Linked DNA regions of Mus musculus: region 2 is linked to region 1. A link is a loop called in an ENCODE intact Hi-C map of the cell type or tissue named here. Cell type or tissue: heart. All regions are shown on one strand. Links, peaks and the distances in the headings refer to the core of each region. The heading gives the core; the rest is flanking DNA. Region 1 overlaps Gm13846 (a long non-coding RNA gene). Region 2 has its middle 4.0 kb from the start of Plxna4.

Evidence for each region. Hi-C counts contacts between places; a loop is a spot of excess contacts. Peaks named below come from ENCODE experiments on the same cell type or tissue, not always from the same donor. Only the 100,000 strongest peaks of a DNase experiment are listed, where the experiment ranks them.
Region 2: it touches region 1 in a loop (11-fold over the local background); 24 of 42 quality-filtered maps call a loop at or near these places.

What each region holds. Positions count from the first base shown.
Region 1 is chr6:31,657,589-31,664,455 of GRCm38, reverse strand. The region is part of intron 1 of Gm13846 (a long non-coding RNA gene); the gene reads right to left. Gm13848 (predicted gene 13848) reads left to right here. Exons shown (of 3, transcript NR_152155.1): 2 at 302-622; 3 at 719-2,236. Among named protein-coding and RNA genes, the nearest start is that of Gm13848, 5.1 kb to the left of the region's middle. In heart, for the core only: a CTCF peak has its summit at 3,515 (motif pointing left); a DNase peak (open chromatin) is centred at 3,515; H3K27me3 peaks cover 614 bases.
Region 2 is chr6:32,588,714-32,595,580 of GRCm38, reverse strand. No RefSeq gene overlaps it. Among named protein-coding and RNA genes, the nearest start is that of Plxna4, 4.0 kb to the right of the region's middle. In heart, for the core only: a CTCF peak has its summit at 3,992 (motif pointing right); a DNase peak (open chromatin) is centred at 4,010.

The DNA.
Region 1 (6,867 bases), core at 2,100-4,599:
ATTCAAGGGGGAGAAAGAGGGGTCCTACTTTACCAGAAGAAAGAATATGACACTCTCCACGTCTGCACCATGCTACACAGGGCACAGTGTATTCACAGTCACTGGCATCACACCTTGCAAAAAGAGCCCTGAAGGCAGGGCAGGGTGGGGTGGGACAGGGTGGGGCCTTTCCATTGCACAACTGAAAATGGAAGATCAAAGATTGTCCCCTTCACCCACACCTCCCCCCAGAAAACATTACATAGCCAGACTCTGAAGGAGTCCTAGGGCTTTGACACATGTTACTTTGTGTTTCTAACAGGCCCTAGAACACCTACAATACAAGACCTGGTCCTTGTCCGGTCTTCCTGGACCCCACTTGTCACCTGGTGAAGGGATCCTGTGGTCTGAAAGAGGCTATGTTCGATGCTGACCTGTGACTCTGTAGAAGATGGGAAATTGTGTTGCAGAGACCTGAGAAAGCAACAGTCTCTCAGAGAAGGGAGGTCCCTCCCAGCGTAGCTGCAAATCAGGCCCAAGGTTCCTCAGGACAGACCCTGCTGCAAGGCTGGAGCTCCAGTCACTGCTGTGTCACGTGCACTCCTGTGGATTCCCCACATGTGACCAACAGAAGAGGACAGAGGTATTTTGATGAAATGTGGCTGCTGCCCCAAGCCCACCATAACCTAGATCACCTCTTTCACTAAAAAACTCACCCTCTTCCGTTTCTTTCTCTCAGAGGCAGATTCTGTCCTGGACAGCTTCTTCAGCCTTCCATGCCATTTGATGTGGTCTGATTTTCTCCTGCACTGCTTTAGCTACAACGGGTCTTCTTCCTCTAGAGTCCCTCCCTAGACTGTGGCAAGACTAAACCAATCGAACAGACCCATCTCTCCTCCCTGTGTCTGAGTCAGCCACGTGCAATAACAAAATGCATCCTCTTTCCTGGACCATTGTGGGTCCGCATCCCACCCCGTGGCAGGGCACGGCCGCTTGGGAAGAGAAACGCAGGGAGCTTGACTACGCTTATCCCACCCACGCTGCTGCCTGGTAGGTGCTGGGCTTCAGGGAAGCACAGAGACACCGCTCTGGGGGTGGGAAAACAGTCCGAGATGTGAGCAAGCCGAAGCTGGTGTTCCCTAACTTCTGAGCATCTAGTCGCTGCTAGAGAACCACACAGAGGAGTCGGGAACAAGGTGTCAGGGGTCCACGGGCCACAGCAAGGCTAAAACCACTGGGGGCTGACAGGCTGAGAATGGCATGTCGACCAGGCCTGGGGCTGGGCGCTCCAGCTTTGCTCATTGGCGAAGGTAGCAGCAGTTGTCTGAGGGCCCAGAGGGCCCTCCTATGGGAGACTTAGGCTGTGTGGCTCTGTAGGCGAAGACCTGCTCCGTGCTCCCCATGACGGTGGTAGATGAAAGAGACAGTCCTAGGTTCCAAACTATTTATTGATTGTTCATCCTGGAAAATATTCATATCTTCTTCTCAGGGTGGATGAACCCGAGATTAAATACCATTTGCAGGGAGGAATGTCTGGGAAGGGGAGCTTATTGGCTAAACTCTCAGTGCCTCTAGGTACTTCTTTAGCATGGAGAACTCTGTTCTAGGTGAACGTCACCACAGGTCACATTTCCTTATGTGGGAAGTGTGGCAGGTCTTCCAGACCAGGTATCTAGCAGGGAGCAGGGAGGCACCTTCTATCTCAGGTGTGAGTTTCCGGGGTCTCAACCCGCTCTACCCACCAAGCTTCCTGGCATGGTTTACTGTCCCACAGATCATGGAAGAGGAGACAAGTGTCTGACTTGTTCTTCCTCTGGATTGCTTCTTAATGCCCAGAGAGGAAAATATTTATACAGATCTGTATAAATGTGCTGCCACCTGAATCCATGATAGTGTCCGTGGTCCATGCCAAGGGCCATGCTGATGCCCATAGGCTGTGCTACCACTGGAGACCATGTTGGTGTCTATGCCCCATGCTGCCACTAAAGGCCATGTTGATACCTGTGACCTGTGCTGCCGCAGAGGACCACGATGGCGTCTGTAATTTGTGCTACAGCTGAGGTCTGTGCTGATGTCCGTGGGTCTGTGTGTCCCCAGAAAGTATGTGGGGATCCATGACCCATGTCCCGACTGTGAAGGACAAGGAAGCCTCTTCTGCAGTGGGCGTGATGACTGCAGACTCACAGCTGAGACTGAGAGACATAGATGTCCTCTGTGACAACCTCTCCCACCCCAACCCTCACGCCTACCCCCTCCCAAAAAAGAAACACTCTAGACAGGAAGCCATTGAAAAGAACTCTTAGAATTCTGATGGAGATGCTGAAGTATAACTCTTCACAGCTGATGGCTTTTGATGGGGGTGGGGGTGGGGAAACAGTTTTCTTTCAGAGGTTGGCCACTGGGAGTTTGACCATGCTCTAGTGAGTATGTGGGCAATACACAATGTCCTTGGTTTTCCTCTTCCTCCTCTTCCTCTTCCTCTTCCACCTCCTCCTCTTCCTCCTCCTCATCTTCCTCATCATCTTCCTCCTCTTCCTCCTCCTTTTCTTCCTCCTCTTCCTCCTCTTCCTCCCCTTCCTCTTCCTCCTCCTCCTCTTCTTCTTCCTCCTCTTCCTCCTCCTCCTCCTCCTCTTCCTCCTCCTCCTCTTGTTCTCTTCTTTTTTCTGGGATAAGGTCACAAGAGTTGAGGGCTGGATCTGGGAGGCCTAGTGAGATTGGGGTACAGTATATGAAATTCTCAAGTAATCAATAAAAAATGTGATGTTACAAAAAAAAGACTGTGTGATCTCACGGCCTCTCCCATCTCCCTTCATTACTCACAAGGACTCCCTTCCCTCCATGATTCAAACCAGTGCTCAGGCTCAAGGGACAGAGAGAGGGCGAGCCCCCACCACTGCCATTGCTGAACTCTGCTGCCTTCACTCTCAAGAGAATGTTGGTGCGCTGACATCATCCCTGATGATGGACCTTAGTTAAGAGCTGGTCTTTAATATTCATATCAAGGATGATGAACCCTAGGGTCAACGTGTTGTGCAGCTGCCCTGGCTTCAGTCTGATTCTGAGACTGTCCTGCCTACAACTGAACAAAGGCAGGCCCCTCAGCCAGGCCCATGAGCAGTGGTGATCCGTCTCCAGGGTCCTCAGAGCAGAAGGTGTGGCCCTGACACCTCCAGTGATGCTCTCACGGGCCAGTGTCCTCTCAGATAAAATTGGAGTTAACCCCCCATTTTGAACAATGAATCAGAGAAGTGGAGAACTGACATGATCCAAATGAGATCTTTCCTGTGTCAGCCGGGTGGGGTGGAGGGGTGGGTACCTTATAGTGTCACCCCACCAGGGCAAGCACGCCCACAAGTTATGCTCTGTTCCATGTGGCTTTAGATGCTGGGAAACGTTTGCCTACTCTTTCTCGGTGAGAATGATTATAGGCAGGCCTAATTCTTCAGTCTAACGCTCTCCCCATGCAGACCTAATTCTGATCTGCAACCACTGTCCTTTAGGTCTCATATGTGGGGCTTTCTCGCCCTCTGGTGGAGAGACTTTAGCACTGCAACTATGTCCCTGCTTAACCCTAACGGAGATACCGACCTAGTTCTTTCAGTCTCTGAGGCTTTTCCCACAGGATCCCACCTTCAGGGCTAGGAGATGGTGGCAGGGGGACCTGCTCTGCCCATTTCGTCCCTGCTCCCCTCACTTTCTGCAGACCAGGCCACCGCTTTTCTGACACTACCATTTACAGACTGCCAGACTTAGTATCCAGCTACTACATGTGACTAGTCCTCTGCCTCACACACTAACAGACCCTCCGCCTGCGCCATGACCCTTCTCAAGCCTCCCTAAGCCAATCTCCCTACTGGGGTGATCTCTTTCCTTCCTTTCTGGGCCTGACTCAGCCAGCTTCGATCTGCAGAGCACTTCTCCTCTAACTGGGTATGGTAAGCAGTCATTCCATTAGGGAAGACATGACACCAGAGGAAGCTGTTTGCTGAACCCGAATCATTGGGTGACCATGGCCTAGGGGATCTAGCAAGAGGCTTCTTTGGGGAGTGGCAAGACTTATGGGCCAACCGTGAGCTGGTTTTCCCAGAAGAGGGGAGGGAAGGCTGTCTGTGGCTACTGTCTTTACCTACTTTATTTCTCACCTTCACCCCAACCTTAAGGATAAACCAGGATCCTTTTGCCAGGTGACACTGTCTCAATGAAACAATGTAGCCAGTCTTGGTTCTAACAGCCAAAGGACTACTGTGGACTCCTCTCCCCCACCCCCATCCCCACCCCCAGGACCTTCTACCATACTATATTCTGTCCCTTTTCTCACAAAGCATGGAGCAAGAGAGCAGAGGAGGTGGCGGGAGGCACCACTGGCGTGAAGAAAGAGTGTATGCAGATGGACTGAGATGCAGCCATGGAGGGGCGTGGCTAACCCTCTCAGAGGACAATCCTGGGGTAATTGACCACATGACAGACAGTAGCCCTTCTGACCTTCTAAGGTAATTGGAACCCTTGACTTTTTTCTTAGTTTTTATCACCCTAATAAAAACCTACATCTCCCGTTGGTATGGATTGAAGCCATCCCCTTCACATATTGAGGTATTTGGGGATACGGTGAAAGCTCAGTCAGTAAAGTGCTTGTCAGGTACTCATGAGGACCTTAATTGCACACCGGGCATACCATGTAAAAAGCTGGGCACGGCAGCCGTGGGTCTGTAATCTCAGCACCAGGGAGGCAAAGCCAAGAGGATCTCAGGGACTCACTGGTCAGTCTAGCTCCAAATTCAGCAAGGAACACGGTCTCAAAAAATTAAGGTGGAGAGGCTGAAGAGGTGACTCGGTGGTTAAGAGCCCTGGCTGCTCTTGTAGAAGACCCACGTTTGAGTCTCAGCACCCACCCAGCAGCTCACAAGCATCTATAAGTCCAGATTCTGAGGATTCGCTGCTAACTTCTGACCTCTGAGGACACCATATGTGGTATCCATACATATATGTGCAGGTAAAACATTTTGTACATAGGCTAAAAATAAATACAAAAAAAAAGTAATTGCATCACCAAGACCATTTATGCCTGCCTCCAGCCTTTCTTTACCCAAACCTCATCAGCAACCCTGCACTAACCACCCTTATGAGCTGAACTCCTAGCGTCTATTAGGGATTGGGTGAGGCAGTCTCTCTCTCTCTCTCTCTCTCTCTCTCTCTCTCTCTCTCTCTCTCTCTCACACACACACACACACACACACACACACACACACACACACACACACAAAACCCACCCCAATTCCCTGGAAAAGGGATAGGTCTCTGTCCTCTGCACGGTGCCTGGCACAATAATGGGTACCCCACAAATGTCAGTATGCAGGATACCCCTTCATTTCTCTTTCTAAAAACACCTTGTGGTCCCCCTGAGTCACAGCTCTAGGGTGAAACAAAGCCAGCCTAGGGCGAGGAGCCTCCCGGGAGTGACTGCCACTCTCTGTGGGCACACGCCCATTCAGAGCTCCAATTATCAGGAGGTAACAGGTTTCTGCAATCTTACTCCCCATTTGGCCAGGGAAAAAAACAAACCATGAAGCAAGCGAGCTCTCTCAAGGATGCTTAGCTGGAAATGTTCTGCACCTCAGAATTTAAGGCTCCATTTCAGAAATGATTCAGCCTTAGATGAAAGAAGACAAATGCCCCTATTTTTATCCAGAGAAAGTTATGAAACACTACTCACATCAAATCTCCATATACCTTTTCCTCCTAATGCAGCAAAATGATACCCTTATCATCGTTCAATCAGAGGCTTGCTAAGTCGGCGCGGGGAGACGAGACTGCGACAACAATCATCGATGCTTCCGGCAGCCCCTCGCGCCCGATCCGATGCACAGCACCGCCATTATCAACACATGAAAGGCTTCCTCAATTTCACTCTTGATCATCATCAGCCACAACAGATATTTATTGACTGGCTGTTGTGTGCAGGAAATGTGGCCAGGTGCTGAGGAAGAAAAACTGGGCGAGAAAATTCTCCAAGGATTTTTGAAAAGGGGAAGAGAGGTACCAATAAGCAAGCGATCTGCCTCCAAAGTGTCCTGGGTGTAGAAAGAAGACAAACGCAGTAGCTTTGATAAAGGAGGATGGTCCGGACTGACAACGTATACTTTCAGGTTGCTCCTCATGTGATTTTTGCCAAATGCAAGAAAATGATACCAGCCTAGTTTCTCAACTAAATGCTGAGTGGCTGTGGGGAGGAAACCCTGCCCAGAATATATCTGTCTCTTCAAATTTTTTCTTTGTTTTGTTTTAATAAACAGTTTCATGCAGCCTAGGTTAGCATTGAACTTGCTGTAGAGTCATTGATGAATGTATTGGTACATGCGCATGGGTGTGGAGGCCAGAAGTTAGTCTTGAATGGTATTCCTCGGGTACCATTCATCTTGGTTTGGAAAGGTTTATTTAAAACAAACAAACAAACAAACAAAACAGGATCTTAGGACTCCCATTGCTGTGATAAAACACCATGACCAAAAGCAACTTGGGAAGGAAAGGATTTATTTCATCGTGTACTTCCAGGTAACAGTCCATCACTGAAGGAAGTCAGGACAGGAATTCAAACAGGGTAGGGAAATGGAGGCAGGAACTGAAGCAGAGGCCATGGAGGTGTGCTGCTTACTGGCTTGCTCCTCCTGACTTGCTCACTTGATTTTCTTCTATATCCCAGGATTCCCCCCAGCCCAGGACCCCCACACACAATGGGCTGGGCCCTCCCATGTCAATCATCAATCAAGAAAACGCCCTTCACAGACTTACCTACAGAAAACTCCTTTGGTGGTGCTTTCTCCATTAAAATTCCTTCTTCCCAGATAACCCTTCCTTATGTCAAATTGACGCAAAAATTAAGAAGGGGCATGG
Region 2 (6,867 bases), core at 2,735-5,234, 930 kb before region 1:
TTTTTGGTGCAAAATTTCTGAATGTTCTATGCACATGCAGACATATATAGAAAGGCACACACTCTTCTGTATACTTAAAAATATGCAAATACATATACCTAGTCATTTTTTTCATGCGGTACAGAAACACACGTTTACTGCAATTTATTCAGTATTTGCACAGTATTCTATATCATGGAATTCCATAATTTGAATAGTACTAGTTAAAGTGGAAAAAACCAGAACTGATGCCAAACCCAGGACATTAATCATAAGTTTGAGTGCAGGGAGTAAATGAGAGGCGCCTGTGGAGCTTTGGATGAGACTGTTCCCCATAGACGCAGGCATCTGAAATCTTAGTTGTCAGTTGGTGCTGCTGTTTGGGGAGGTTTAGAGGATGTGGCCTTGCTGGAAGAAGTATGTCACTGCAGGGTGGGCTTTAAGATTTCAAATCCACATACCACCTAAAGTTGCTCTCTGCTTTCTGCTTGTGGTTTAAGATGTGAGTGCTCAGCTTGCTGCTCCATGCCTGCCTGCTGCTTAGCTTTCCCTACATAACGGTGATGGACTCTCAGCCTCTAAAACCATAAACTCCAATAAATATATCCTTCTATAAGTTGACTTGGCCGTGGTGTTTTATTACAGCAACAGGAAAGCATCCACGAACAGATTTACATGTTGGTCTTCCTGGGTAGCCTGAGCCAGGTAATGTCAATAGGCTTTGCTTTGATGTTCTGGTTGGAGAAAATAAGTCACAATCACTCGACAGAGCAAGAATACAGTCGCTTAAATATAGAACTTGGAAAAATAGCCTGTAGAAAAGTGTATATTAATATTCTCTCTAAAAGTGACACGCTGGCAGAATAGAAGCCATGAGTTAGGCTGGTGCTGTTGGCACCTCTGATAACTGCTGGATTCAGTCTGAATGGGTGTTGGAGGCTTGGTCCCCAGTAGATGGACCAGTACAGTGGTGGCACACCACTGATAAGAAGTGGAGCCTTGTGGGGAGTCCCTAGGTCACTGGAGTCTTTGCCCTTAGGAAGCATTGTGACTGCTCTCCCGAGACACCTGAATTAGTTCTTGAAAGAGTGTTGTTAAAAGAGAACAACTATGGTTGTTCCCCAGTCTCTTTGGCTTTCTACAGGTCATGTGACCTCTCCTCTTTGAGTGCTCTGATGATTACGGTGTTTTCCCCGTGGGACCCTTTCAAAGGCTGGGATAGTGCTGCCATTGTGCTCTTGAACCTACAGAACCAAGAGCTAAATAGACCTCTTTTCTTTATAGTTACTAGCCTTGGCCACTATATTATAGCAACAGAAGATGAACTAATACAGGTGGAATTTGTCACCTGAATGGCTGGCAAGGTGATATGAACCAAATACCCTTTCCCAGGCCTGTCATTGGGCCTCTCTTGTGCTATGCCAGGAGATGCTTAATAAAACCGTCCCTAGTTGTAATGTGTGCTTGTTGTGCTGTACATATTTCCACGGTGTCTTATTTCCAGGTGCCACCATGGCGTCACCGAATGCAGTGATGGGGAGAGATAGGCATGATTGGCTCTCCTCCATCCTTACATGGCACCACACATGATTGCAGCCTTGGGCCCTTGTTCCCCTGAATTCCATGGAATGTGTAACATTTGCAAGTCTGTCAGGAGGGGAATTTTAGGAGGGACTCCTCTAAAAACAAGGACTGGAAATGGACCTGGTCATGGGAACAGAGGCAGGAGAACAGGGCCTGTCACCGAGCCCTAGAGGGAGATATCGAAGGGGAAAGGACTAGCAAGGGTCTCAGAATTGACCCAGAACCTATCTGAGGGAGTTGTCAGGGCTTTCTTTCTCCTCTGACCCAGAATAGGCACGGTCTCCTTTTCTCCTGCTCATAATTTCATTTCTCCCTTTCCCCCTTTCCCCAGCCTCTGGGTTTTGGTATACATTGGGAGTAAGGGGTTGAAGAAGGGTCTTGTTATTTAGTTCCAGTTCATTCACTGGGTTGTGTTGTCCAGAATGTCCTTGAATTTCCCACCCTCGTGCTCAGCCTGCTGAGTGCTGTGCTTGCAGATGTGTGCCGCCACATCTAGCTCTGGTCTCATCCTTGTGCACGACTGGTGCAGCCTCCTGAGATCTCTACAAGCTTTCCAGGGCCGAGCAGAGAAGGCATAGGGACATCCTTGTGGAAAGTTGTGGGAAAGAAAATGAAACTACTGGCCGCTAGCCTTGCTCCCTGCCTCCTCCCCATCTTTACTATACCTTCTAGCCACAAGAAACGGCTGGCCCCCCAGTCTGTCCCTTTCACTTGTGGTGTGGTGAGCACCAAGATCATCTGCAGGTAAAGCTTGGAGGGAGAGGCCGCGAGGGGAATAGTGTTCTGCAGATGCAAGGTCTCACACTAGGGTCCCACTCAAGCTGGTTTCCAGAAGGCTCTCTCGGTCAGGGGCTGGAGCCAGACAGCTCATTAAAATGAATAGGACCTAGCAGGCCTTCTGCATCGCTCTTGGACGTCTCTGATTGCTGACAGTCTGGAACTGATGACAGCCCACTTCAAGTGAACACTGGACTCGAACGTTCTCCGTGTTTTGCCTCCCAGACCCTTGGATGGATTTTGCCATTTTTGTTTAACACATTGAGAGGTGCTGAGACCTTAACCCCAGAGTCCTGCAGGGAGATCCCACCAGGGTGTGAATAGGAGCTCAGCCCTGCCCCGTATTAGGAGAGCAGGCGTGAAGCATGCCCCCCTCTTCCTTCTTATCCTAAAGCCAAATGGGCTCAGAAAACAAGAGTAAAAGGCTAATGAGGCCAGAGCAATGATTTGTTCTCCATGACCTCACTGCATTGGATGCGCATTGCTGCGTGACACATCACCTCCAAAGCACTACCATAAAGCGCCGTCTCACCCCTGCTCTAGAGTGTCTTGGACTTCACTGAAGACTCCAAAGGCTAGATTCAAGTGTCTATACTTTCTGTAGAAAGCCATGAGTCCTGACACATCTGGACTCTGCTGTTTCTGGCCGGTAGACTTAGGCCATTTCTGTCCTTCTCCTATCTCTGCTCACACTACCGCATCCTCTAACAGTTCAATTTTACTACTGGAACAAAATGTCTGCCAGTCGGTTGAAAGAGAAAGAAGAATGCTACAGAGTAGAGAGTAGATCAAGGAGGTTATGGAGGAGAGAGGGAACACTGGGACCCTGGTTGAGGGACATAGGAGCTGTTTCTAAGCCCAGAGGACAAAGATCCCTTGTGTCTGTGTACACATGCGGCTAGATGAGAGTCATTCTCTTTACCTTTGTATATCTCCCTGTGGTCTAACAATCCATGGCAGAGCTGCAACACTGGCTGTGAGCAGCAGTATAGACAGGCAGAGGTGTCCTTAAGAAGCCACTGCATAGCTGGTAATACCAAGATGTTTTTTTCCCCACCAAATGACTGATGCATGTAATGAGGAACCCTGTGGAAAATAACATGGTCATCTCCTAAGTGCACTAACCACAGGTCAGAGGGCAGGGAACCCTTCTCATGGAGGAGACCCAGAGGGAGTTGACAGTGATGGCCAAAGCATGAGATGAGTAGAGAGGAGTTAGGGTCAGATGTTAATATCTGCAGTCATTTACACCCATGGGCTATGAGGCAGGGGCAGTTTGGGTCCCAAGACTATCACAACTATGCTAACAGGGATGATCCATCCTCACTGTCACAAGGGAATCCATTTCTCTCTGCAATGGCTCAGTACCTGGAAGATAGACCCATGTGTTCTAGGCTTAGTTAACCTCTTAGTGATGTGAGGGAAATATTCTTGAATGGGCTGAGAATCTGTAAATTGGCTGTTGATCTTTGAAATGGCAGTTTCCAAGAAATGCTCACATTGAGAACTGCTGGAGTGTCTGGAGGCCATCTGGTGACACACCTTGATAGCAGGGGTCCATTCTGTCTGTCTGCAGTTCTGTCCTGGCCCGGGTAGTTTGGGGACGCCAGAAACTGTTCTCAGTTACATTTGGGATAAAGTCGATAATTATGCTCTCCTGCAGGTGGCGCCACAATGTAGGTTTTCAAGCAGCCTTAGGCCAGAGGGTTTTTTATCCAGAGCACAGAGCAGGACCCAGGTCTGGGACTACTCTTGTGGGAAAGAAGTCCCTGCAGCGCTACCAGGCTCCAGCAATTTGTTTAATAAACAACCCTGGCTTTTATCAATGAAAACTGTGACCCTGTTCCTGAGCTGATGAAATGGTGGAAGCTAAGTGAAGGGGAAGTTAGGAGTCTTCTCTCGCCCTTAAACCTGGCTCTTTTAGTCAGCTATCATGAGAGATGAGCCAGTATGTTTCTCCCAAAATCTGGCAAAGGACCACAGCCAAAATCTCACAAAAATAGCTTCTTTAGAAAACAGGGCTCTAGGAAACAATGTGCCATTTAACTTCTTCCTCGGTGGCCATGGAGCCAGACACTGCCACCAGGCCAGTATGGTGAGTGACTCACAGACCCGTGGTGAGCAGAGAACAGCCCGACTGCCCAGTGTATATCTCTCTTCACCTTCATCAGCTGGTGGGGGCGGGGCGGGGGGAGTGTGAGAGCTCGGAGGGCTTGCAGCAAGTGTAGAAGAAGCGTGACCTGGACCACTACACAGAGCTGCCTTTTCCAGGCTACTAATTCATGGGAAGAGCCAGGGAAGCTAAGGGCTTGCCTCCCTGTATTGTACCCCTGGAGAAACAGATACTTTCCTGAGACAGGGAATGCAGACTCCTTTCATACACACTGCATTAGAGTTTCAAATCAGGCTCATAGGGCTTGTATTTCTTGTGAATGCCACTGCAATGAGAAGGTATAAATGTGGCGGGCACGCAAGGGAAGGCCACTGAAGCGCACACCTGTGCGAATGATAGTGGTGGTCAATAGTAAAGTCAAGGAGTAAGACAGTCGACCTTACCCATCCCCCCGCCCCCATCCTAGAGTTGAGGAAACCTTCAATAGGCCATCAAGTCTCTTGCTGTGGCTAGTTTGACCCTTTCTGCCATTCTTACAATGGTGGGAAGCTGTAACTGTTTCCAGCCTGCCTTCCCCCTGTGGTATTCAATAGAAGTCAAGAAAGGCAAAGGCAGCGTGAGGGAAGGCCCTATTAAGAAGAGGAGGACAGGCAGGGGCTGCACCTGTCCTTTGTTGGTCCAGCTTTCTGCACATTCTTTCCCTGTCACTGGCCTCTGTCATTACTCTTCAGGTACCACACAATGCTGACTCCTCTGAATGAAAACAAATGATTGCACACACTAGGCAGGAGATAAAGAACAATAAGCACATTTTGTTTGCTACCTCTAGAAAAAAAAAAGTCTGACTTCTGGTCCATCCATCAGGACACACACACACACACACACACACACACACACACACACACGCACTACAAGGGGCAGAAAAGACATCTAGGCAGGGTGACAAAGACTTGCTTGGATGATTGGCTGAGAAGGGCTTAGAGTAAGTTCTTACTTCCTCTCCCTTTGAGCATTTTCACATAAGTCCCCTACAGCCAACTGACAATCGGATCTCCTGTATCCTTTAGTGAAGTGCATTATTTAAGCAGCCTGGTGGGTTTTCTGTGGGGCTTTTAGGCTGTCACTTCTGGGGTGAGCCTGTTATGAAGGTGTCATGTGCCAATTTCAGGAGACTCTTCTGAGTGAGTTTAGGCCCTGGTGAGGCAAGCCTTACTAAGACCTGTGGGGACAGCTTCCTTTGATTTTGCATGAGTGTCTCTGAGGCGTCATGTCAGACAGACACTTGGCCCCGGGGCTCCCTTAGTTCTGGAAGGAGGATGTCAAAGCAGCAGCAACATGGAGTTATTGTTCTGTGTTTCTCTGGGCTTGTGAAACTAACTTGATATTGTGTGCTTATCTTGGGTCTGGGATCCAGCGTTTCAGAGAAGAGAGGAGCCAGATCAATGTATTACAGGGAGCTAATAAGATAACCCTTGCTGTCTTCTGGGCCATGCGATGCTCAGCAGACAACCAGAGCCTAACAGGGCTCCATGCTGTCTCCTGGAACACCCTGTAACTAGAGAAATGTCTGGCTGGCTGGCTTCTTCATGCTTACACTTGATTCATTGTGTCCTTCTGGTGGGAGCACTTTCAACAAGGTCCTGGGTGGTAAGTCCAACCCGACCCAAGTGTGCTACCTGCCCGGAAGCTTGTCCAACTTGTCACCTCGAAAGTCTACCGAGGGTATAACTTTGATGTTTGTGAAAACATTACCCCTATAAGAAGGGGAAGGAATTTATACCACTGTCAACCTTTTCCTAGTAAGCAGATTCTGAGAGGTTTTGGTGGGAGGGACAGTTATGCGCAGGAAGTGACTGAGGTTGAAGAAAGTGTCATGGGAGAGTGGGTCAGGAACCCCAAACCATAAGCTCCTGGAGAGGTCTTTCTTTGATGAATGGCTAGTCTTACTGAACTTGGCTGACAGAGCCATTTCCTTGAACTTAGCATGCAGAGTTGGGTAGACAAATAGGTGGGCATCCTTTTGAAAATTGTTTTATTTTTATTTATTTATTTTGGTCGTTGGGCTCATTAACTGGAGGGGGTCTTTGTAGAGATATTCTAGATAGTGCAGCCTCACCTATTTCCCTGCCTGCCAGATGCTCTCTCAATTTAAGCAACCTCTGGATTTCTTCCTTTGGGCTTCTGAAACTATTCTGATGTTGGCAATGTCTGGGTTATGTTTAGGACATGGCCCAGGACCTAGGGCTTCAGAGACAGTGAAGCAAGGTCAGCCTCTGGACAGATCAGGTTACCTAACAAGCTCTGTGGCATTGGCCATTCATTTCTGTCCTAGGACTAGAAGAAACCTTGGGTTTGGGCATCCTCTAGTGCTCTGTGTAGGATTACCTTGGTTGGTGGGGCTGGACAGGGATTCT